2 separate regions of the Homo sapiens genome follow, and region 2 is linked to region 1. A link is an interaction called in ENCODE POLR2A ChIA-PET data of the cell type or tissue named here. Cell type or tissue: K562. All regions are shown on one strand.

Region 1 (2,500 bases):
CTATCATTCTATCATCTCTAAATCTTACCTTCTATATTTAAAAAGAAAACAAACAGTACTTTGATTCTTCCCTTTTAATTCTACCTATCTCTTCTAGACCCTTCCCCTTTTATAAATATTTAAGGAGAGCTTACTTTGTGCAAATAAGTTTTGTCCAAAAGAGAGAGAAAGAACGAGTATGGCAGGGAATGAGACAAGCAGGAAAAGGAGTGTTGTAAAGGGCAAAGAAAGATCGCTAAGGCAGAGAAGAGGAGGGAGGAAGAAGGGAAGGAGAGAGGGAGAGGTAAGGAAGTGAAGAGGAAGATGAAGCTAGGTCTTGATTTGCATATATTGAATCTTTTCCAGGCCTCCCAGCTCTGGCACCAGATTGGGATGGTGGCCTGTCCCCAGTGAGAAGGAGGTGGCAAGGAGGCTGTCTCTTGCACTTTGCAAGATGCTTAAGGTGGGCATGAGTAGATTGGGTGAGGTGTGAGGAGAAAAGGGTAGGCTCAGGAAGAAGATGGGGGTGGTAGGGAGCAGACAGGAGGAGAAGGGAAGCGGTAGGCTGAAACCACACACGTTCACATTTGCATGGATTTGCTGAGGTGTGCTGCAGAGTGTCTGCTACTGATGGGGGTGGGTGTCCAGGAGAGGAGGCATCTCCCTTGATGACTTGGAAAGTGTTGGATGTGTTAGGACAGCAGTGTGGAGCTGCTCTGCTGCACAGATCTATGTGATTTTATAGTACACTGGAGAGACTCACATCCTGCTAGATGTGGTTCTCTCGTTCTACATACCACAGGCTTAGACAACCACGAACCAGCTCGGAACCCTTCTTCTGTATGAGCACTCAGGGAGTTGTCCCCTTAAATTCAGAATCAGGATCCTATCTGATCCTTGCATGGGGGACCGCTGAAGAATTTGGTCTCCCAGAACTTGGTAGGAAAACATTCTTTTTTTTTTTTGGAGATGGTGTCTCTGTTGCCAGGCTGAAGTGCAGTGGTGTGATCTCAGCTCACGGCAATCTCTGTCTCCTGGGTTCAAGCAATTCCCCTGCCTCAGCCTCCCGAGTAGCTGGGATTACAGGCGCGTACCACCACAAGCAGCTAATTTTTTGTATTTTAGTAGAGACAGGGTTTCACCATGTTGTCCAGGATGGTCTCTATCTCCTGACTACCTGACCCGCCCACCTTGGCCTGGGATTACAGGCGTGAGCCACTGCGCCCGGCTGGAAGGAAAACATTCTGAGTGACCGTGTATGTAAATAAGTCTTTCTGGTTATTTTATTCTGTGAACCTGTGTGATGTAATGACTGCATTTAAATAGTATTACAACAAAAACTAATTGTAATAATAGTAAATAGCTAACATCTTTAAATGTTTGCCATGGGCCAGGCACCGTGCTAGGCCCTCGGCAAGTATCACATCACCTAATCCTCCACTTCAATCTGATGCAATAGATGTAGCTATTCATTCCTATTTTACAAACATGGAGACTGATTTAGATGGGTTAAGTAATTTTTAAGATCTCCTGCTTAAAAAGAAGTAGAGTTGAGATTGGAACTCAGGTAGCCTGATGTCAGTACCTCTGCTCTTGGGTTAATTTGTAAGCTTCTGAACTCTGGCTGGTATGCATTTTGAATGAGGTCTTTTGAGTCTGATTGTATTACTCTGTGTGTCACCTTGAGCATATGTGCTATCATGTTCCGCCTGAAGGTGCTAGATGGCTGTCTTCCATTTGGTTTGTTTCTTAGTATAAGATGGACCAGAAGAGGAGCACTGCTTTGCGCAACTCCAGGGTGCGTCATTCACACTGCAGTCCATGCAGGGGCACTGGCCATGCCCTGTGTGAAGGAAGGGAAGGAGCGGGAGGGAGGGAGTGGGAACAGGAGGGAAGGGATAGATAATGGCGGGTAGTGTTCTTTGAATGATATGTGTACCCATTTGTGACAACATCTCTTAAAGTTGAAGGTCTACACATGTGTATCCATATTAGCATATGAACTTCATCAGACAAGCACTCTCCCTCCAACAGAGGGAGACCCTGTCTCAAAAAACAAAAAAAAATAGCCTTTAGAGTCAGACAGACCTGGAATCAAATTCTAGTTCTGTTTCTTAATATGTAAATGACCTCAGGTAAGTTGCGTAAAGTCTCAATTTAGTCTCTTCATATAGAGAATGGGGCAGGCCGGGCACGCGCCTATAATTCCAGCACTTTGGGAGGCCGAGGTGGGTGGATCATTGGAGGTCAGGAGCTTGAGACCAGCCTGGCCAACACGGTGAAACCCTGTCTCTACTAAAAATACAAAAAAAATGAGCCGGGCGTGGTGGCATGCACCTGTAATCCCAGCTACTCAGGAGGCTGAGGCAGAAGAATCGCTTGAACCCGGGAAGCAGAGGTTGTAGTGAGCCGAGATTGCACCACTGCACTCCAGCCTGGGTGACAGAGTGAGACCCTGTCTAAAAACAAACACATCAGAAACAGAAAACAGAAAAAAAAAAAAAAAAAGGGAATGGGGAAC
Region 2 (2,500 bases), 180 kb before region 1:
AGGTAGGTGGATCACCTGAGCCCAGGAGGTCGAGGCTGCATTGAGCCGTGATTGTGCCACTGCACTCCAGCCTGGGTGACAGGGTGAGACCTTGTCTCAAAAAAAAAAAAAAAATGGAGTTTGGTCTGAGAAAGAACCAAACTTGAACCTGTCCTCAAAGGGTATGGGAGGACATTGGGTGGCTCTGTGCTTCTCTTTCCAGTCTCTCTCCGAGAGTCCCCACTGAGAAGGGAACAGAAAGCAGGTGACGGCCTCGCTTCCCTGGGAATCTTAGGCAGGACCTAGAAGAGGGTGGAAAGGGAACAAAGCTGCCTGGATTCAGACTGCATAGACTGTAGAACAGAAAGCAGAGGTGGGGCTGTAGAGCGCTCCTCCCGGTGTTAGGACTGAGTTCTGTCCAATGGAGCCAAGCCTCTGGGCCCTGCCATTGCAGGACAGAGTTGTTGATGGACTGATTGATGATGGGTGTGACCACTCCTGCTCTATCCCCCAGCAGCCCAGCTGACTGGTGAGGGAATGGCCAGCCTAATGTAGGTGGCAGAGAGCCTCTGTGCTCTCTGGGAGGCCTCCTCCCACTGTCCCATCATGCCAGCTGTCTCCTCCCTTTGTCCCGATCCCTGGAAAGTGGCCTGAGGCTCTGGCTGACATCACCTCCCCTCCTCCCTCTGTCTTCTCTTTCTTGATCTCCCTCCTTTGCTCTATCTCCCTTTTTTCCTTATCCCTCGTCTCGAGATGGGCCTCCTGGGGTCGTTCAGCCTCTCGTTTTCCGTTTTCCGTGAGCCACTAGGTCCTTTCAGCCCCCTCCAAACCTTTTACTTGCCTCCCAACCACAAGCCTCTGCCAACCACCAGTGGCCATCTGTTCCCGCCCAAAAGGAGCAGATAGGACTCGGGCTACGCTTGCCCCTTCCCCTCCATTCAGGCGCAGCCTCTAGGAAGAAAAAGGAGAATGGGGAGGGGGCGGGGAAGAGGGGCGAGCCCGGAGCCAGGAGGAGCAGGGGATGAGGAGTGAGAGGGAGAAGGGAAACAAAAGTGAGAGGAGGGGGACACAGCCTCCTGGAGAAGAAAGGGACCAAGGAGAGAGACAAAGAGAGGGCAGAAATAAAGTGACAGGAGCGCAGGGCAGGCCGTGGAGGTCTCTCCCCGGCAGCCTCCACTCCCTGGTGGACTCACCGACGTGGCAATGGCCATGGCTTTGGCCTCCCGCGCAGCCTGCCTCAGGCCAGGCTCGGTTTTGCTGACTTCAGCGGTGGCTGCCCCGCACCATGGTCCGCGGCCTCTAGCCCCCAGCTGTGGCGCCTGAGTCGTGGCCTCCGCCAAGGTTGGAGGAGGAGAAAGAAAACCCACAAAACTTCCCAAATGAGAGGCAGGCTAGCCAGGCAGGAGGAGGAGCGGGGCGGGCCGGGGCGTCGCTGCGGGACGGCATCCAAGGGCGCGCGCTGCGTGCTGTCCCCGCGGCCTCCCGGGCGCCACCGGCTCGGCCAGGCCCCGGGAGCTGCCCGCCCTAGGCCGCGGGGGCGCCCCGGGCTCGCAGGATCCGAAAATTCCCTTCCCGGGCCGGGGCGGGTGAGCAGGCGGGCGCTGGGCTGCGCTCGACGCCTCTCCAGGCCGCTCAGGAGAGCCTCGAGGGCTGGGAGAAGCCGCCGGGGCGGTTGGGCTGGACGAGCGAGTTTAGGGGCCAACCGTCTCCACCCGCCGGCCGCGCTGCAGAGCGGTGCTCCCAGGGCTGGGGTCTGCGGCGACCCCGCTGGGAGGAAGGGAGAGCGAGAACTGAGACGCTTGCCCCAAGTTGCCTGGAGCCAAAGGCCCCCGAGAGCGTGGCCGTGGGGCTGGGTCGCTGGAGTGGCCGCTTCGGCCCAGACACTCGCACCCCCGGCGGTGCGGCGGTTTTCACGCGCGCACTCACTCAGCGCGCCCGGGGGTCTGAGGTCGCCGCTACGGCGCCTCGCCCCGGGCAGCAGCAACCAGCACGCAGGCACCCCTGGAACAGGCGGGACTGCCTTCCCGACGCGCGGCCTGCGCCCAGGCGGCGGAGGGGCCCAGCCCCCTTCCAGTCCTCGGCTCCAGGGCGCAGGGCCACGAGCTCCCGCTCCCACCCTCGGCCCCTGGCACCCGGCGCCGGCTCCGCCGCCCTCTCTCACACGCACCCTTGGCAGGGCCCCGCGGGGCGCCCCAAAGCTTGGGGGCAGCTCCCAGGTGTCTCTGGGAAGGGAAAGAAAGGCCACAAAGCAAAAGAAGGAGCAAAGAGAAGGCGAGGGAGGAGCAGGGGCCCGGGTCCTGTGGACTCGCCTGGGCTGGGAGTGGGGACACTGAGAGGGCTGCGAAGGCTCCGGGGGTCGCGCGTGGCCCGCAGGCTCACCCCTGGCCCGCGGCTGCCCTTCCCTCCCCTTCCTGGGCTCCTGGCCCCTCTCAGTGCTGTTCCTTTCTCCTCCCCTCAGGCCCTCTCCTCTCCCGCGCAGGGCTCCGTCCTGGGGATTAAGAGAAAGGAGGGAGGGGAAAGG

Evidence for each region. Peaks named below come from ENCODE experiments on the same cell type or tissue, not always from the same donor. Only the 100,000 strongest peaks of a DNase experiment are listed, where the experiment ranks them.
Region 2: POLR2A ChIA-PET joins it to region 1 with 8 read pairs; 2 of 35 experiments call an interaction of 5 or more read pairs at or near these places.

What each region holds. Positions count from the first base shown.
Region 1 is chr14:23,541,814-23,544,313 of GRCh38, forward strand. The region is part of intron 1 of ZFHX2 (zinc finger homeobox 2); the gene reads right to left. It also overlaps a transcript of THTPA not described here. Among named protein-coding and RNA genes, the nearest start is that of ZFHX2, 8.7 kb to the right of the region's middle. In K562, no CTCF peak of the experiment used is centred here; no DNase peak of the experiment used is centred here.
Region 2 is chr14:23,363,836-23,366,335 of GRCh38, forward strand. It overlaps EFS (embryonal Fyn-associated substrate), which reads right to left and starts at 1,337. Exons shown (of 6, transcript NM_005864.4): 1 at 1,173-1,337. The coding sequence starts at 1,190. RefSeq lists an enhancer at 1-435. In K562, no CTCF peak of the experiment used is centred here; no DNase peak of the experiment used is centred here; H3K4me3 peaks cover 203 bases; H3K27me3 peaks cover 2,027 bases.